2 separate regions of the Homo sapiens genome follow, and region 2 is linked to region 1. The links are chromatin loops, found by intact Hi-C in ENCODE. Cell type or tissue: gastrocnemius medialis. All regions are shown on one strand. Each heading gives the region's core, and the rest is flanking DNA. Links, peaks and the distances in the headings are about the cores only. Region 1 overlaps SLC22A1 (solute carrier family 22 member 1). Region 2 has its middle 40 kb from the start of SLC22A2.

Region 1 (10,202 bases), core at 3,255-7,254:
CAAGTCCCTGTCCAGTACCCACTTCTCTACACCTTTTGTTCTTGTACTTGTTGTATGTACAGAACAACTTTGACCCCATCCATCAGCTCACAGGGTCCCCTTTCACATTCTCTGCTATAATTATGGGTTGACCCTCTCTTGATGCTTAACCCCATCTCTCTGAACGTGATTTCTTAACAATGCCACTCAATGTCCAAACTGAGCAATGCTTGGCTGCATCTTTAGGAAGCACCTTGGAGATGTTGGTTCCCACTGAGCTGGTGGGTTCACAGCCATTTCACTGGCTACCCCTGTTCCATGCACTCACCTGACGAATGTGGGGTACAGCTCAGCATTCACCAGGCAGATCATTTGTATTGCAATGGTGATTCCCATTCGGCCAACACACATGATTATGATGTTTAACCAGTGCAGGTCTGGAAAGGAAGTACAAAGAGGGTGTGGGTGGTGGATGGGGGCTTCGTTCCCTGAGTTACTGTGAGAGGCCATGGTGGGTCATGCTTGGACTATTAGAGCTGGTGGGGCCTGGAAGTTTGTCTTATCTAACTTTTTCATTTTTAGATAAGTAAACTGAGTCTCAAGAGATTTGGGGAGTTGACGATGACATATTCAAGAAGACTCCATTGAACAGGGGAAAGAATGGGCTTTTTGAATCTCAGCTTGGTTTCCTGGGCTGTAAAATGGGAATAATGACACCCAGCTTATAGATCATCATGAGACTTAGAGCTGATGTATGTCAAATGTCCACTGTGACCACAGAATTTTAAAGTTGGCTTTTTATTTATTATATGATAGTATCCATTCTAGTTCAGTGCCTGAAACACAGAAAGCACTCAATAAACATAATCCCTCTAGTAGTAGTTCTCAAACTAACAAAACAGATTTCTAATCCTCAATTTAATATTTGTTTCCAATACAGTTTTAACCAAAACACCTTTCATAATAGTCTCAGAGGCTGAGAATGAGGGAAGCGAGCCCTTGTTTCACGCTGGCAGGCTGCTGTGGGGTTCTCGACCACCTGAAGGCCCAGAAAGCCCTCTCCCTATTGAGAATGATCAAAGAATTTGGCTTCATTGGAAAGAAGCTCAGATCCTTAATAACCACCATCATCTGCTCTGCATGGGTTACCCCCAGCACTGAAATGCAAGTAACCCTGTGACACACCAGCTCACTATAAAGGCCTCTGGGGTCACAGACACGATGTCAGCTTGACCCTTGTCCCCAGATACTGGCTATTTATGGAAATCTTGTATCATCTCACTCAGCCAGTGTGAGGGTCCAAATGAGAGTGCCCCTCACCCGTCTCATGGGTGCAACACAGTCTCTCTGCCTCCTGGAGCTCTCAGCCCTGATAGAGAAGCCAAGCTGAGCCTTCTGTTAAGGACCACACCTCATCTAGCTTCTAAAAGATAAAAGGCAAGGAGTTCACTCCAATGCCTCGAGGGAGGTCCTCATTCACAGGTCTTTAGCCTGGTGATGCTTGACCAGAGGTAAACAGCATCCCTGGCCTCAGAGAACTGAACATGCCTCCACTCTGCACCCCCAGGGCCGCTCATCACAGCAGCCAGAGGGACCCAGTTCAGACTGGAGTTGGGTCAAGTCCACCCCTGCTCAAAGCCACCAGTGGTTTCCTACCACTCTTGGGATAAAGTCCACAGCTGGCTACTTCCCAACTCACTCCACGCCTCACTCCACTGCTCCCCACGAGCTCGCCTGACCCTTGTCCCTAGATCCCGAGCAGTCCCTCCAATGCCACATTCTTCTCACCCCAAGGGCCTTGCACGTGTCAGAAAACTCTCCCCAGATTTTTACATGGCTCTTCCCACTTCATTTAGGCCTCTTCAGGCCTCCCGTGCCCATTGTAGAAAGCACTGACATCCTTCTCTTTTCCCTCTGGAATGTCAGCTCCATGGAGCAGGAACTCTCTCTGCTTCGCTCATGGTTGAAATCCTAGGACCTAGATACCTGCCAGCCATATAGAAGGCCTGGAGATATTTCCTGCGGGTTGAATGAATGACTGTCCTAAAATGTGATAAGGACTAAGACAGAGGGACGAGGGGAGGACAGGAGCTGGGAGGAGGGGGCTGGGGAGGGGACGATGCCTGGGCTCTGTCCAGGTGACAACTGAATGGACTTAGCCCTCGATGGCCCTCCTTCTTGGCACTCAGTGCTGTGAACTTTTTAAAAGTATGCCCATCCATCACATCTTACCCAGGATTCCAGAAACAGAGAGATTGGGAAGAAAGTGAGCAAAATCTATTTCAGATCCATGCTGCCCCTTTTCCTGTGTTCTCTGTTCTTTCTCCATGAAAAAAAGGGAAAAGAAAACTGAGCTTTCTTTCCCCAACCCTTTTTCTTTCCAGCCTGATCTACACAGCCTAGTTCTTGGGCATACAGATTTCACAGAACAGTCTCTACAATACCCTGCACGAAAGCCTGCCAAAATGACTCACTAAATCAGCAAGTGCAGAGCACACGCAGTAAAAACTGAGAAAAGAGCAGATCTGCCCTTGTATTTATTTTACAACATATCCAAGAGCAATGAATGTGAAAGGCAATTTACGTACTCAAATTAAAACTGACTGAAGTTAATCTGCTTTAGGTTTAAATGTAGCTTGGTTTATCTTTGATTGTAAGAATTACAGACTAAAGTATACATCCACCAAAATGGCCACTCTTAAAAAGATGAGCCAGATCAAGTGTTGGGAGGATCTGGAGTAATCGGAGCTCCCATGTGTTCCTGGGAGGAGTATAAAATGGTCTAACCACTTTGGAAAGCTGTTTGGCAGTGTCTGCTAGAGCTAAACATATGCCTCCCTGGGACCCAGCAAGTGTACTCACAGACCTGTACCCAAGGGAAATGAAAGCATGTGCCTGCCCAAAGATACGTGCAAGGATGATTTTAGTCCCAATAAGTGGCAAACATTGGAAGCAACACAAGTGACAATCAACAGTGGAAGGGATGCAGAGTGTCATATTCATACAGTGGAATCCTACACAATAATTTTGTTTGAAGTACCAACTACACTCTCATGTGACAACATGGGTGGGTCTCATAGGTGCAATGATGAATGGCTCATGCCTATAATCCCAACACTTTGAAAGGCTGAGGTGGGAGGATTGCTTGAGCCCAGGAGTTTGAGACCAGCTTGGGCAACATAGTAAGACCCCATCTCTACAAAAAATAAAAACATTAACCGGGCATAGTGGCTCACGCCTGTAGTCCCAGCTACTGAGGAGGCTGAGGCGGGAGGATCCCTTGAGCCCAAGAGTTCAAGGTTGCAGTGAGCTGTGATTGCACCACTGAACTCCAGCCTGAATAACAGAGCAAGATTCTGTCTCAAAACACAACAACAATAACAAAAACAGTATATTTGGTATGGTGCCATCTATATGAAGCTCAAGAACAGGCACAATCTGTGCTGACAAAGGGCAGAGTAGTGGTGACCTTGGAGGGGTGGCAGGGGTTGTTGTGAAGGAGCCTGAGGGAGGCTTTGGAGAAGTTGGAAAGGTTCCCCATCTTTACGTGGATCATGCTGCCCGGGTGTACACATTTTTAAAAACTCATGGAGTCATGCACTTATAGTTTGCTGATTGTATGTATGTTAAAACTCAATTTAATTTTTTTTTTTTTTGCTGTTTTTGGGGGTTTTTTTGTTTGTTTGTTTGTTTGTTTTTTGGGAGATGGAGTTGTACTCTGTCTCCCAAGCTGGAGTGTGCGATCTCGGCTCACTGCAACCTCCGCCTCCTGGGTTCAAGCAGCCTCCCAAGTAGCTGGGATTACAGGCGCCCGCCACCAAGCCCGGCTAATTTTGTATTTTTAGTAGAGATGGGGTTTCACCATGTTGGCCAGGCTGGTCTTGAACTCCTGACCTCAGGTGATCCACCTGCCTTGGCTTCTCAAAGTACTGTGATTACAGGCATGAGCCACTGTGCACGGCCCCTCAATTTAAAATCTAAAAAAACTTTGTAGACAAAGGTAGCACCTCATCTTTGTTCTCATTCCAGAGGCTTATCAAAGAGTCACAACACTTTCCCCACACTTCGATTGCCTGGGAAATGATGAAAGCAGACAACTTACCAACTTACCAGGTGAGATAAAAATCATGACGAGGCAGGCTGCCCCCGCCAACAAATTTGACATGGCCATGGGGTAGATGCGGCCCACGCGGTCAATGGTGATGAGGGCTATGAAGGCCCCCGGGATTTCGACCAGAGCGGAGTAAAGGAAATCCAGGTAGAGGTTCCCGCTGGTGGCGCCCATGTGCAGGATGAGCCCCTGATAGAGCACAGAGTCCGTGAACCTGAGCCAAGAGGAGGTTTCAAGTCAAAGGCATGAGTCAGAGACTGAAGAAAAAAAAAAAAAAAAAAAGCCCCTCGCAGATGGAGAAAGAGCATGAATCACTGGGTTTAGAATGCCCTAGAGCAATATGAGAAGAGGGGAGTAAAAATGAGAAAGAGTGTCCTAGAAGGGCCCCAATGATACATTTTTTTCATGATAGATGTGAGAGTCTGACTTGTAGGATATGCCTCCAAGTCTCCTGGAGACTGCACGTGAGGATGGCTACTGTTCACTGCAGATTTAAATGTCTGGTTCTGCACCAAGCCCTGCACGTGCGTACCTCATCTGACACCCCAACAGGCCTACGAGGAGGTGGGCAGGAGAGACCAGGAAGTAAGGGGCCAGGTGTCGGATTGCTTTATGAGCTGTGTCACCTTGAGGAAGTTAACTAACCTCTCTGGGCCTCAGTTCCCTCGTCTGTAAATGGGATTGTAATAGTACCTCCCACATCTGTTTGTCTTGAGTACTCACTGAATTAGCGTACAAAAGTGCCAATTATAGTTCCCAGCACACAGTATGCACTCAGGGCACTCAGAAGACTCAGGGCACAACAGACAGAGGCATGGGCCAGGTCTTTCCAACCGCACCATGGCATTCCCGGCCCTTTACTGTGCTGTCCTTAGTGGGCGCTATTGATTCACCTACGCTCTTCCATTCACTGCACACCCCCTCCGTCCATATTTGAGAAAATGTAGCAACATTACAGCATATGGCACACAGACCCGAGGCCTAGCTAAATCACTCTCACCTGAGCCAAAATGTAGGGTGCCTCATGTGTCACTTCGGGGGGAAAATATCATTTGGAAGCTAGAAAGCTTTTACAGTCATATTTACATTGTGAGAACAGATTTGGGTCAATAAGAAATTACTGTCTCATCCCAGCATGCAGATTGCCTATCAGCTCCAAAACTGAGATGAAAATGCATGTTGCTAAGGAATGTATCCTTCTTTGATAAAATTTCGCCTAAAGAAGCATTGGGATGCTTTTGTTTCTAGTCCTAAATTATTCCTGATTGGACAAAGGGTCAAGAGAACAAGAAACAAGGTGCTTGCCTGCAACTCAAGGAGTTGAGGTTAGCCTGAGTGCCTCTGTACCATTTAGCCAGTTAAAGACAGCAGTCATATTACTGATAAAGAAACTGGTTTAAGAGAAAGGAACGTGTAACCTTGATTTTCCTGTCAACAAGCCAGTTAACAAATGTGCCGGGCTGCCACCTGTGGGCAGAGCTCATGAATTGCATGTGTGTATTAAAATAACAAAAAAAACCACATTGACATTGAACATTTCCTGCATGGATGCTGTACCCTCTTCTATGTCATTTACACATATAATCTCCTTAATCCTCCCAACACATCTGTGAGATAGGTACTATCACTTCTCCCATTACTGAGGGGGAAATTGAGTCACGGAGAGATTAAGGCCCTTTGGAAGGTCACACAGCCAGGACATGGTGGACAGACCTTTCGAGTCTCAGTCATGACAACCAGCAGGACAGTAGAAAAGGGCGTTCAGGGGCCAAAGGCGTGAGGCCTTGTGGGCCACAGAAAAGGATCTGGCTTTATTCTCAGTGATTAGGAAGCCAGCAGAGGGTAAACAGGGAGAGACAAGGTCTGTTGAGCTCTAAGGGATGCCTTTGCCTGCTTTGTGGAGCACCGAGGGGCATGGGTAAAGCCAGCAGGCCACCCAGAAGGTGCCTACAGTAATGCAGGTAAGAGATGCTGCAGAACTGTCCATGAGACAGCTGACATTTATACAAAGAATTAGTGCCAAGGACAGGGCTACTACAACCCCAGCAAGGGAACCCAGGGTGCCCAAGATGGGAGGCAGCAGGTTCTGAAGGCATTTCCAAGCCAGTTGATGGAACTTGCCAGAGGACTGGATGTGGGGGTAACAGAACAGAAGAGTCAAGAACACTGCCTTGTGGGGAGTCTCGGAGCTGGGGAGGGGAGCTGAACAGCGTAGCAGAGCGGGCAGTTACTTCCACTGCAGCGGCCAGTCCCAGCCTCCATGCTGAGTTCAACACTGAGTATCCATGGAAACCCACCAGGTACATGGGGCTATTTGCAAAGGTTCACGGGCCCAGCATGTGGCTGGGTGCAGGACCCCAGCGGCAAACTCGGAGACAGGGAGGGTGAAGGTTGAGGCAGGACAGGACACACTGAACCTGGACAGATTCTGGGGCACAGTGTTTACTCATTCAACTTTCAGCAAATATTGATTTAGGGTCTGCAATATGCCAGGCACTGACTTACTACAAACTCTTTGTTCCAATAAAACCTCACATAGAAGAGCAAACAAGTGTGCCTGGGTAGCGGAGCTGCTCCCGCTGAAGGGGCCAGGCCCAGAGTGCAGTTGGGGGGCCCTCACTGTATGCTGAGGGGAAAGCCCTTGTGCGGAGGAGGTGAGCCAGCATCCTCCTAGGGAGCAGGGCAGGGGATTCCTGCTCGTGACAGCAGCTGGGGGAGCATGCAGACCCCTGGAATGTGCAAAGCGTGTGTGCGTGGGTCCATGTGGGTGTGCGTTCTCTAGTCAATAGGTAACAAATGCACAGAGATGCTCAGGTAGGGTCTCTAGGGTGTTTAGATATGAGGAATGGAACTTCCTCCTCGAACGCTCCAGGAGCTCTCATCCACCTTCTGACGCCGAGTCAAGACTTGGCTATTCCCAGAAGATGAGACCATGTGGAACGGAGGCAGCCCCGATAACCCTTTATCCTATTTCTCTCATCCCACTGGTGATCTCCCAAAGGTAACAAATGCTCCTCACTAAAATGAAGCCTTTTCCTTATTATTCAATCCCCAAGGGAGAAACAAAAAGAGCTCTTTGACCACTCACAACTATATTACAATTCTTTTTCCCTTTCTCTTTTTCCACCTGAGTATTCCACTGTCTCTAATCTATAGCCCAGTGCTTGGGCGAGCGTGCTGATTCTGCCTGGAGAGACGCACAGGAACGCCCCTCACCACAGGTACATCAGGATGAAGGTGCGCTTCCTCAGGCGCGGCGTGCGGAACAGGTCTGCAAATGAAGGGCTCAGCTTTTCGGTGACATCCTCTTCGAGGGAAAGCATCTAGGAGGGAGGGAGAGCATCAGCCACACTCACGCTGTCATGAGCAGAGCCACCTGGGAGCCCCTGGGGAGGTGAGCCTTGCCACCACCGTGCTTCACACCCATGACAAGGGGCACAGTTCTGCTCTTTCCCCTGGCAGCCCCAGACGAATCTGCACCAGAACCCAGCCCCAGATTCAGTGATGTGAGATACCCCTTCCTAGATTTCACCTTTAAATCAGCAGGAGGCAACTTCCCATTCTTTTGAGCGATGTGGTCCATTATCTTTATTGCTTCAGTGTTTCTTTTTTGTGATAACAGCCACCGAGGGGACTCCGGCACACACCTGCGAACACCACTCATCACTATCTGGCATTTTCCTCGGTCTGACGTTCAGCCCTGAGCGGGGTGATGCTGTTGCTCAGTGCAGCCTGCCCTCCCCACGTTGGGGCTGTAATCCCTCAAGAGGATGAGGACCTGGGGTCACTGTGCGCTAGCCCATGTGGCCCAGGTCACAGCTCTGTGGGTCACTCAGACTCCTAGTGTCACCTAAGATTTATAGACCAAAAGGGAGCCATCGCTTCCTATGTAGCCTTCCTTCTGTGCAGCAGGGGCCTCATCTCTCCTGGGGCAGCCTTTGTCCCCCACGGAAAACACTCACAGAGCAGATGCTCCATGTATATTACCCGATGACACCAGGACATCTCCAGGCAATACAAGGGCTGTTGAACACTTCTCAAAATATTTCTCAAACAAAATAAAATGTATTTACTGTCCTTTAAAATCAAATCAACACCATGCTGTCTATTTCAAATGGGACGAGGAGGGTACAACTCAAAGACTGGGCCTCTCTGGCATAAGGGTCTTCTGAAAGCTGGCCGGCATTGACTGCCTCACCCTGCCTGAGCATGCAGAATTTGCCTTTCTGCTGGAGAGATCCCTGTTTCACAAGGACGAGGCAGGGGAAGGGCAGGCTCCTCAGAACTCCCTGGCCATACGTGTACAACTCTTTCATTTAGAGAGACTGGGTTAACTCTAGTGCCACCCACAGATGAGGTCTGCTCTCAGCAAAACTAAGACAAAAGGTGGAGGGATGAGAAATTCCTCTCTGTGGACCTTTCTGCTACCCCCTCTTCCCTCCACCACAATAAAAACTGACCTGTGGAGTTCTTTGCCCTTCAGACTCTGCGAAGCACTCACAGCTAATATGATTAACACCTTGTTTGGACTGATTCTGTGTCATAATGGCTCAGGGTACACAGTCCCCAGAGAAGGTTGCATTGAGCAGGCCTGTTGTTCCTTCATTCTGTCACTCATTCATTCAATCAAGATCAAATGCCTGCTCTATGGCTAGATGAGAGGTATTTCAGTGTCTTAATAATAATACCAATAGTACTATAAAAATGAAGAAGTGGGAGAAGAGCAGAGATGACAGCAGAGAGGAAGAGAAGAGGGGGAAGAGGGAGAGGATCAAGAAGATAACAGAGCATCTGACTTCATGCCAGCACCCCTGGGACGGACTCTAGGGGACTCTCGGGAGTGGTAGCCATTGCAGTGGGATTGCCACCTGTGGAGCCTTTCCTACCACTGGACGCTGATACAGATTTCCCAAGGCCACTGAGCAACCCTCAAAAAGCTGCCTCCTTCACCCGGGAGTGAGGTTCAGCCTTGTGTTTCTGGAAAGTGCACATGCTGAGGCCCTGAGTTTTCCTGGATTTCTGTCCGACTCTTGGCATGGCCCACCTTTATCTGGGGGAACCTATCTAAAGAGGCTTTGTCTGAGGAAAGCTCCACATGTAACCTGGGCCGCCTGGTAATAACAGAACAACCTGAACAGTACAAGCGGTGGGAAGCGCTGGCTCCACGCAGCCCCATGCGATATGCGTGTGGGAAACCCCAGGCTCTGTGCAGCCCTATGCATCATGCCTGTGGGAAACCCCGGGCTCTGTGCAGCCCTATGCATCATGCGTGTGGGAAACCCCGGGCTCTGCTCATCCCTATGCATCATGCATGTGGGAAACCCCGGGCTCTGCTCATCCCTATGCATCATGCATGTGGGAAGCCCCAGGCTCCCCTCATCCCTATGCATCATGCGTGTGGGAAACCCCGGGACCAGCTCATCCCTATGCGTCATGCGTGTGGGAAACCCCGGGACCAGCTCATCCCTATGCGTCATGCGTGTCGGAAACCCCGGGACCAGCTCATCCCTATGCGTCATGCGTGTGGGAAACCCCGGGACCAGCTCATCCCTATGCGTCATGAGTGTGGGAAGCGCCGGGCTCCGCGCAGCCCCATGCGTTATGCATGTGGACACCATGGCCTTTGGAAGACGGCCTGTAGGCGCCCCCCACTCCAAGAGACTGGTCCCTCGAGAGGACAGAAAGCGCAGCCAGAGGGGTGGCCGGCGCCCCTTCCCCGTAGGCAGGAGGAAGGGCCTCACCAGTAGTAGAGCAGGAAGAGGAAGGTGGGCAGGGAGACTGCCAGCTGCAGCCAGCGCCAGTGAGGCAGGGCGTAGGCCAGCCCGGTAAGCGCCACCAGCCCCACCGTGAAGGCCATCTGGTACATGATCGCCACCGTTCTTCTGGAGCCCGAGCCAACAAATTCTGTGACTGAAACAGGAGGTGTGGACGTTATGCGGGTTCCTTGCAGGAGCCCAGGAGCCCGACGCCGTGCGTTCAGAAGCTCGGGGCCCCAGTCCAGCTTGTCTCCCCGCGGGAAGCTCCCACCCGGCCTTGCCCAGCCTCACCTGCTCCCAGGCTTCTCTCTTGTGTGTCTCCCATTTCTCCTTCCCGCAAACCACAGCCGCGCTCA
Region 2 (10,202 bases), core at 3,999-7,998, 160 kb before region 1:
ACTGCCTAGTGGAACTATGAGAAGAGGGCCCCTGTCCTCCAGACTCCAGAATGGTAGATCCACCAACAGCTTGCACTGCGTGCCTCGGAAAGCCACAGACACTCAATGCCAGCTGTGAAAGCAGCAGGGAGGGAGATTGTACCCTGCAAAGCCACAAGGGCAGAGTTGTCCAAGGCTGTGGGAGCCACCATTTTACATCAGTTTGACCTGGATGAGAGACATGGAGTCAAAGGAGATGATTTTGGAACTTTAAGGTTTAATGACCCCCATCAGATTTCAGACTTGCATGGGGCTTGTAGCCCCTTCATTTTGGTCAGTTTCTCCCATTTGGAATGGGTGTATTTACCCAATGCCTGTACCTCCATTGTATCTAGGAAGTAACTAACTTGCTTTTGATTTTACAGGCTCATGAGTGGAAGGGACTTGCCTTGTCTCAGATGAGACTTTGGACTGTGAACTTCTGAGCTAATGCTGAAATGAGTTAAGACTTTGAGGGACTGTTGGGAAGGCATGATTAGTTTTGAAATGTGAAGATATGAGATTTGGGAGGGGCCGGGGCAGAATGATATGGTTTGGCTGTGTCCTCACCCAAATCACATCTTGAATTGTAGCTCCCATAATCCCCATGTGTTGTGGGAGGGGCCTGGTGGGAGGTAATCAAATCATGGGGGTGGGTTTTTCCCATGCTTTTCTAGTGATAGTGAATAAGTCTTACATCTGATGGTTTTATAAAGGGCTGTTTCCCTGCACACACTCTTGCCTGCCACCATGTAAGACGTGCCTTTGCTCCTCCTTTGCCTTCCATCATGATTGTGAGGCCTCCCCAGCCAAGTGGAACTGTGAGTCCATTAAACCTCTTTTTTTCTTCATAAATTACCCAGTCTCTGGTATGTCTTTATTAGCAGCATGAGAACAGACTAACACATCAACCAGCTGGAACTGATCAGCAGATTTCTTATCTGAATCCACAGCTCTTATTTCTAGTAAGCCCATGCATTATCTAGCTCAGCAAATCAATTAACACATTTTTTTCCTATGACTCTAGTTTCTCAACCTTTGTCTTTTTATCCAAACTCTAGCACCAACTCTCCATTCCAGCCACCACTTCCTCAAGGCACCAGATAAGCAAATCCTCTCGCTCCCAGGACATTCTTCCCCTTCCAGGCCAGGTTCCTCCTCCATCCCTCTAAACTCAAGTGAAGATTTGCCTATTTCATAAACTTTTCCTGAATTATTCCACCCTCTTCCAGGCACTGTAATCTAAGTGATTATATCCTGATAGCATTAATCAGGGAAAAATGGGACCAACCCATGTCAGAAAGTGTGGACTATACTGGATATATGTTTCTCTTTTACTCACCAGTAATGCTTTCCTCTACCTAATACTCTGTAACTATCTCCAAAAAGTTAAATAAATCAGATCATTAACTAGAGAGGCCTTTGAGGCTAAGTGACTTGCCCGAGTTTGCAAATCTTGTTCAGAGAAGAACAGGGACCAGTTCCCAGCACCTGGCTCTTCCTGCCAGGATTGATGATATTGACCCCACTGCCCTCTTGTCATGGTTCCTGAAAAAAACTCCTCTGATTAATGCACCACCTTAAACCCTACTAGATGATTTCAGAATCCAACCAGATGACACCTCTTAGATAAAGGGCTCTCTTAGAGATCGGCTATCGGGGCAATCGTTTTCTAGAAATAGCCTCTGCCCAGAATAGATGGAAGTCTTTCAAGCTGGCTATTTTCTAAGGTAGACCCTTTCTGAGGCCTTTGAAGTTACTTTGCAGCTGCAAATGGCTGCCCTATGGACAGAATAGGACTAGATGTCTAATAATTCCAGAGCAGGCCTGCACAGTTATCTCAAAGCACAGTGCCCCAAGTGAACATTTTCTTAGCATAAACATCCTATTCCTTAATATGTTATTACTTCCAGCAAACATAGATTTCTTAAGTTCTTTCAATTTGAGATAAAGTGCAACTTTTGTTTAGACTGCAAAATATTAACTGAAGAAAAGGGCCTTTAGAAATGAGCTTTAATGACAATTTTAGTATGTCTTTAAAAGGCAAGACTCAAGAATGCCCACGTGATCCTGTCTCAGCAGAATAAGTGGGTCTCAGCTGCCCGTGTCCATCACAGGCAGGGTGGTGGCTGATCAGAAGACTGTGTTCTCGACATGGGTGAGATGCTGGGAGCTTGGCCACTGCCCAGGCAGCACAGGGAAGCTCCGGAACCTGGGAGACCCCAGCAATGGGCTTTATTATGATCCCTTACTCCTCACTTATTCAGAGCAGTACTGATTCTACCAAGTGTGTTTAAACTGTACACCAGATCTGCCTAAAAACTCCCTGAGCCAAATACCTAAGGGAAATCCTTACAAGCTCACAAGAGACAGGGATAGCTCAGCCTGCCAATACTTAATGGTTTTCTGCCCTGGTGGGAAGAGAAACATACAAAAAACCTTTTCTCTTCCTGTGGGTATGACATTATTCTATATCTCCCCGCTCTTTGGATGGGAAGGCTGGAAATTGAATTACTGTACTTTGGGGGAAGGAGGATTTTGCTTGTGCAGCCACATTCTCAACAAAGTCTCAGCACAGTGTAAATGATTCTCAGCAAATGAGGTTGCTGCAACGTCCACAGAGACCCAAAGGATGCTGTTTGTGTCTCTCAGCACCTGGCTGAGCCCCGATGGTGTGCACGGCAAAGGGCTTGGTGAGTGCAAAAGACAAGGCCCTAACGAGCCTAAAACTCTTCATAGCATAGCATCAAATGCCAGATGTGGATTTCCAGAGGTAAGTGCCACAGGGACTCAGTGAACACCTACAAAGCGCCAGGCACTGGGCTGCTTGTGGGAGACAAGGGACAAGTGGCAGCATCCAGGGAAGGCATCCTAGACACGGTGGGAGCCAATACGTGGATTTTCCTAGAGAGAATGGTAAGGAGAGTGCAGGAGTAAAGCAACAGGCTGGCCAGAACCTGCTGCAGTGGGGGATGGGTGAGGAGCTGGGGCCTGGCAGAGTGAGATTGTGGAGGGTAGCCGAGTCTCCCAATCCCATCTGGCACCTGGATGGGAGAGTGTGGACTTTGTGTTTCCTGCACGGGCCACACCTCCTCCCACCCACTTCCTCTGTCAGACACACCCTGCCCACTCCTTTGCTGGGCTGGCCCCTGCCTGCCCTTCCAGAACAGCGAAGACGTGCTGTGTCACACTTCTGGGAAGCCCTGGCTGCCCCTGCTTTCCTCCGTCTCGGAGGTGCCCTGTTTGGATCTCCCCAAGCCCTTGGCATGTGCTGTAAAACCACCTTGGGTTTGCTGGTCATGGTCCCCTGCAGGCGATGAGCGCCTTCAGATCGTGCCCCGGGGCCCAGCACCATGCCCGGCATGGAGTTAGCTGAGTGTGGAGCCAGAGGGGAAGGGCAGAGCCCAGGACTTCTGAAGGCTGGGGCGGGGGCGGGGTGTACTCTGCTCCCTGACAGGGAACTACAAGATTTAGAGGGAAGCTTTGCTGGCGGAAGTGGCTCCTGGAGAAGAGTCCGTCATCTTTGGATTTATGTACCTGGGTTCCCTGAGCCCTGCCAAAATCTGCTGAAGCTCCCTGGCTACTGTGGAAATCAGATGCCTCTCAGGGCCTCAGTTTCCCCATGGAAAGAAACAAACAGTTTCTTAGAGATGGTCACAGAATTGCCGGTTTTTATTAAAATCTTTACTTTTGATCCTGCCATCCCACTCCTGGAAATCTGTCCCATAGAAATAAAAGTATATTCCGGGACATAACGGCACACAAAGGATGGTTATTGCAGCAAAACATTGGAAACAACGGAACGCCCATCCACAGGAAGACCAAGCCGTCTTCTCGTCTTCTGGCTGTGTCCTCACGTGGTCTTCTCTCTGCACATGCGCATCCCTGGTCTTTGTATGCGGCCAAATTTCCTCAGGACGCCAGTCAGATTGGATCTGGGCCCACCCTAAGGCCTCATTTTAACTTCACCCTTTAAAGGCCCTGTCACCAAGCACAGCCACATTCTGAGGTACTCGGGGTTAGGACTTCAACATAGGAATTTGCAGGGGACACAATTAATCCAGGCTGTGTGTGTATGTGTATGTGTGTGTGGATGTGTATGTGTGCATAGATGGGTATGTGTGTGCATGTGCATGTGTGTGCTCACATATGTATGTATATATGTAAGTATATGGGTGTGTATATATGTGTGTGTGTTGTGCGTGTTTGTATATGTATATATGTGTGTGGGGGGGTATGTATGTGTGTATATGTGCGTATGTATGTTTGTGTATGTGCATGTGCATGTGTGTATGTATGTAAAATATGTGTATGTATGTGTGCATATTTGTGTGCGTGGTGTATATATGTGGTTAGATATGTATGTGTGTATGTGTGTATATGTGTGTTTATATGTATGTATGTGTGTATGTGCACGTGTGTATGTGTGTATGTGTGTGCCCATGTGTGCGCATGTGTGTATATATGTGTGTTCATGTGCATGAGAGAAAGAGACTGTGTGTGTGTGTGTGTGTGTGTGTGTGTACTTTGACTCTGATCGGATCATGCTGTCCTTTCCCAGGCACAGCGTGCATCTGCTCTGACTTGGTCTGTACTTCTTTTTGAGAGAGACATGGTGACTTGCTCTTTAAAAAAATATTTTTATAGGGTTGTGTGTTTCCTGGGGTTTTCTAATTTCAGTCAAAAGCAACAATGACTGTGGTTTCATTTTAGGTTAGCCCAGTCCTGGTAAATGATGCCGGTTGGGTGGTGCTCTCTGATGGCAGGATATTTATGAAATAACACATAGCGTCTTCTTCCCCTTTGGGGTTAAGCAAAGTACAAATCTGACCACTCAGTGAGCTCTACTTTTCATATCCCTCCCTTGCCCCTATTATTTATTTGTCTTCACTCACTCTGTGACCTCTTCAAGTCCATTTCATCCTCTGCCCACACGTATTTTTCTTTTTTCTACACCCTTTGCTTTTACCTACAGCTGGGATTGTCTTCTCCCATAACGAAGTCCCACATAGCCAAGATGAGTGAACAATTCAACACAACCTAAATGAAGAAGATGTTTGCCATCTCTGTGCCTGATTTATATAGGAATAACATGTGTTGTCTTTGGAATGCCCACTGTGGGCTTGGTGTTGCAGCATCTCAATGCCCCATCTGGCCATGCCCACAGAAATATGGGAAGTGTTTCGCTGACTCTAGAACAGCCTCGAATAAACCTTCAAATCCTCTCTTTCTTTTTCTCAACTCACTCAAGATGACAGAAGGAAGCCACTGAGCAAAGCTCTCTGAAGCAGACCACATTGTAGCAGGTTTTGGCTGTGGTATTCCTCAAACCAACTGCCAGAAGTATGAACACACACGTTGGCAAGGACATAAAGCAGCAGGACTAATTGATTCTGAAAGCTTAGCCACCGTGGTGGGGCACGAAGAGCGCAGAGCTGGGTCTGGTCCCACGCCACTGTTCATTCACTGGGTGCCCTCATCGAGCCACCCACAACTCAACTGTCCAGCTTCTTACCTGTGTCCTGGGACAGCTGTGTTTTCACTGGATGACCAGGTGGGTCCTAGCTCATGCATGAAGTGCCAAGTCAGTGGCGGAGCCCTGGGCACATGGGAGGTGAGAGATGGCTTTCGCATTTCAGTGATGAGAGGGCTGGCTCGAAGCCAGAAGAGCTGGGTCACCCTCACTACTTTCCCCTGAATGTCACACTCATCACTGGGAAAATGGGGATATGAGAGGAAACCTCCCAGCTGCCCTTCCATGCTTGGACCATCCAGAGGATGTTCAGACAGCCACTCTGCCAGCATCCTCTACATGCTCTTCTTCCTTGTCCTGCTTCAAGGGTAGGCAGCCCATCCTTTCTAGGGACCGTGCTCTGGAGGGTGGGATCCTGGGAACCCAGCTCTATGAGGCTTGGATCCTGGCTTTTGGAGACCAGAGAGTTTCTTCGGGCCTCACTGAGCCCCCAGCCATCCCTGGGAGTCCTCCTCCTCCTGAAGCAGATGCTGAGGGGCCTTACGCTGGGCATGGGCAGCAGGTGCCTGGAGCCTCCCAGCCTTCACCCTGCATCCTGTCAGGGTGGCCAGGGCTCAGCAGCCACCACAAGGTGGAGTTAACGACTCAGTGTCCCTCAGGGGAGCAGGATCACTTCCCAGCTCCACTCCAGAGCTGGCTTTTGGATCCTGGCTTTTGGAGACCAGATCAATCTCCCTGTTGAGTGTGGTTGCCTCCCTCAGACCGCTCCAGGTAACAGGGTGGCAGGGAACCTTCTCACTACCTGGACCCGAGGTGCAATGTCGTCTTATCCTGTATTACCTGTAATGCTATCTTAATCCAGCAATCCTGGCTCTATGTACACATCCAAAGGAAATGAAATCAGTGTCTCATAGAGACATCTGTACCCTCATGATCATTGCTGCAATTTGCAGCTATTACTCACAATAATCAAGACATGGGATCAACCTAAAGCATCCATCAACAGATAAATATGTGAAGAATATGTGGTGTACACACACACACACACACAATGGAATACTATTCAGCTTTTAACAAGGAGATCCTGCCGTTTGTGACAACATGGATGAGCCTGGAGGACATTATGCCCAGTGAAATAAGCCACATACAGAAAGAAAAATACTGCATGATCTCACCTACATGTAGAATCCAAAAAAGTTTAACTCATAGGAGTAGAGAGTGGAATGGTTGTTATCAGGGGCTGAGGGAGGGGATTTGGGGACATGTTGGCCTCAGAGTACAAAATTTCAGTTAAGCAACATGAATAAGTTTTAAAGATCTTATTACAGCATGGAGAATATAGTTAAAGATACTGTACTGTGTACTTAAAATTTGCTAAAGATAGATCTTGTGTTATCACCAAAAAAAGGTAAGGTGTAATAAAAAAAAGTAAGGTGATTGATATGTTAATTAGCTTGATTTTAGTAATCATGTCACGATATATATGTGTCTCATCATGTTGTGCACTTTAAATATATACAACTTTTGTCATTTCTATCTTAATAGAGCTGTAAAAAATAAAAATATGAAGCAAGGGACAGTGTTCACCAGCTCATAATGGATAGAAAGTATACCTTATATTTATTTTTATGCTAGAGGTTTATTCAGTTATTCACTCATGCCTTTACTGAAAACTACCCTCTTCTAGGCATAGTGCTGGGAACTGAGCACACACCGATGAATATGTCACAGCCCCTGTCCTTGGAGACCTTCACCTCATGGTCTAGCAACAGGTGAACAAAAAAAAAAGCAATATGGGCATTCAGTAAATCCCTGACTGGTATGCAAACATGAGGCCAGTGCCCCCACTGGATACCCCTCCCTAGTAATGTAGAATAGTGACCTTTTCACCACACCCTGGCTAAAGCTTCTAGAAACACACACACACACACACACACACACATTTAGAGGTACAGACTGTGACTATGGAACAATTCAGTGTAACGGCCACATGAGGAACCGATGTTTGACCTTAATCCCTTGAGGCCAGGTCTCTGATAATCCATGAAACAAGCCTCCAAAGTCTTAAAATTTGTAAGTAGGAAGGGCTGAATGCTGGTTGTGACTGAAAAACACACTCTGAGTTCTCTGTTTTCATTGGGAAACACTGTGCCTGTATAGCTTTAAGCAGAACTTGTGTTCCTAAATTCTTAGGGATAAATCCACCACCATCTCGGGCTTCCTCCTGGCACTGCCTTCTTTAAGCCAGGTCAAAACCCACCTCTTCCAACAAGACTTCCTGATTAATCCTACCTTACACAACTCATTTCAGGGCCTCTTGGCACCCATGCAGTGACCAAGGCCAACCAACCATGAAAATAATCACTGTCTTCCCTAAACCCTTAAACCAATGGTTTATCTAACTAATATGTGCTCTCTTTTGGGATCATGCACAGTTTTGTTTGTTTTTTAGCCTGGTAGAAGTTACCTACATATGCTCTGTAGGCTGGTAAAATAATTTGAACAAAACTATTTCTAATAAAGCTCACCACCCAAAACTGTATTTGTAGAGGACTTTTTGTTTACAAAAATCTTATACCTACATTTTCTCAATAAATATTGCACTAACACTGTGATCTATAAATACGGCAACTTCCGTCTTACAGATGAGGAGAAAGATTACAGAGATTCCAACCCCGATGTTCTGGGGTATTCCCTTATTTTTACTTCTTCGTAACTTTCACAGATAATATATACAAGAATCACTGTATTTGCAATAATGTAGATGCTCCCTTCAAATGATTCTATGTGTTCCATTAATATACCTATCTAGCACTTAGCACTTACAGGTGAGACTAGTAGAGATTCTGTAAGTGAACGTGGAAGCCTGTCCCTATATCCTCACCCATACTTAGCCTATGGAGCTCCATGATGTCTGAGACCAGGTCTTCCCCATCCTTTGTAACTCTCAGAATCTTAGGCACACAATGAGTTCACTCTGTATTTGTTGGAGACGTTTATGAATGTTTTCTGTTTTTTGTTTTTTTTGAGACAGAGTCTCCCACTGTCACCCAGGCTGGAGTGCAGTGGCGCGATCTTGGCTCACCGCAAGCTCCGCCGGGTTCATGCCATTCTCCTGCCTTAGCCTGCCAAGTAGCTGGGACTACAGGCGCCCACCACCACGCCTGGCTAATTTTTTGTATTTTTTTTGGTAGAGATGGGGTTTCATCGTGTTAGCCAGGATGGTCTCGATCTCCTGACCTCGTGATCCGCCCACCTCGGCCTCCCAAAGTGCTGGGTTTACAGGCGTGAGCCACTGCACCCGGCCATGAATGTTTTTTATAAAGACGGAAATTTGGCCAGGTGCGGTGGCTCATGCCTGTAATCCCAGCACTTTGAGAGGCCAAGGTGGGCAGATCACAAGGTAAGGAGTTCAAGACCAGCTTGGCCAACATGGTGAAACCCCGTCTCTATTAAAAATTCAGAAAATTAGCTTGGCGTGGTGGCGGAAGCCTGTAATCCCAGCTACTCAGGAGGCTGAGGCAGGAAAATCGCTTGAACCCTGGAGGAGGAGGTTGCAGTGAGCTGAGATCGCACCATTGCACTCCAGCCTGGGCAACAAGAGTGAAACTCCGTCTCAAAAACATTAAAAGAAAAAGACAGAGATTCAGTCCCCCATCTTCTGCATAAATGATCCTCAGCCATCTGGGGGACTTAGCTGCAGTGGAGCCTGAGGGAGTCGAGCTGCATTTTTCATCCCAGGATGTTACTCTCATACGATTTTCAAGCCACAACAGAAGCAAAGATGAGGTGAGCAGGGACAGAGTTATTTCCGACTGGTTGCAGATGGGGAGAAAGGTCTATGGTATCTGTTGCTGATCTCTGGGCTCACATCAGACACTTTGCAAATCTGGCTCTCTCCAGGGGATTTGGGTAACAGCCCTGCCTTTCAGAGCAAATAACAGTATACACTCGCAGAGCTCGTTATAGCAGTTTTGGTGGGTTTAGGGACGCAAGTTCCCAGCCGGGACTATTCCTGTGGAGTTCCCTGAGTTACACCCTCCAGGCCACGCCCCCTGGCCAAACGTGAGTCTAGAGCAGAGAGTTTCCATGTAGAGGCTTCATCTGTTTGTATTGGCTCATTACAGACACTCCTTGAGATTTGACCAATGCAACATGTGGCCCCATGCTAGCGTGCTATGTGCTGAGACAACAGCTTAGAGCAACAGCTGGGGAACCTTCCCTTCTGCCTCTGTTCTGAAATAAAGCACGTCCATTTAAGACAAAGGGGGCTATGCTGAAATGACTTATGGGGAAAATTACAGGTCACAAAATGTAATGTGACTATAACATATTGGAATGTTGATGACTGCTCGCCATAAAGTGGTCACCAATGTTTCTTTCACCCCCCAACATTTAACATGACAACAGCTACATGTCACATTCTCTATTTCATTCCCTGAAAATGAAAGAATTAGGTTTGGTATGATTAAATTTCCACTCAATTCTAAAGAATTCTAAGATTTTATAGCAAAATATATCATATGATGAGGATATTATATTTTGGAAGTTTGGGTTTAGTGGTCTCTCCCCTTCCATCATTTCATAAGACTTCCTTGTATTTTTAAATGGAATCTTGAAACAAGATAACATACATTGTGGAGTGATCTATTGGTGAAAGAAAAAGCCGTATAAAATCAACTGAAAACTACAGGAAACTATTAAGGTGATG

The links. Peaks named below come from ENCODE experiments on the same cell type or tissue, not always from the same donor. Only the 100,000 strongest peaks of a DNase experiment are listed, where the experiment ranks them.
Region 2: a loop joins it to region 1, with 16 times the contacts of the local background. A loop is called at or near these places in 11 of 110 quality-filtered maps.

What each region holds. Positions count from the first base shown.
Region 1 is chr6:160,133,755-160,143,956 of GRCh38, reverse strand. SLC22A1 (solute carrier family 22 member 1) reads right to left here. Exons shown (of 11, transcript NM_003057.3): 4 at 9,832-10,000; 5 at 7,623-7,737; 6 at 7,307-7,413; 7 at 4,090-4,304; 8 at 308-416. Among named protein-coding and RNA genes, the nearest start is that of SLC22A1, 17 kb to the right of the region's middle. RefSeq lists an enhancer at 8,866-10,065. In gastrocnemius medialis, for the core only: a CTCF peak has its summit at 5,576 (motif pointing left); no DNase peak of the experiment used is centred there; H3K27ac peaks cover 374 bases.
Region 2 is chr6:160,293,445-160,303,646 of GRCh38, reverse strand. No RefSeq gene overlaps it. Among named protein-coding and RNA genes, the nearest start is that of SLC22A2, 40 kb to the right of the region's middle. RefSeq lists enhancers at 1-233, 3,200-3,786, 4,824-5,324. In gastrocnemius medialis, for the core only: a CTCF peak has its summit at 6,133 (motif pointing right); no DNase peak of the experiment used is centred there.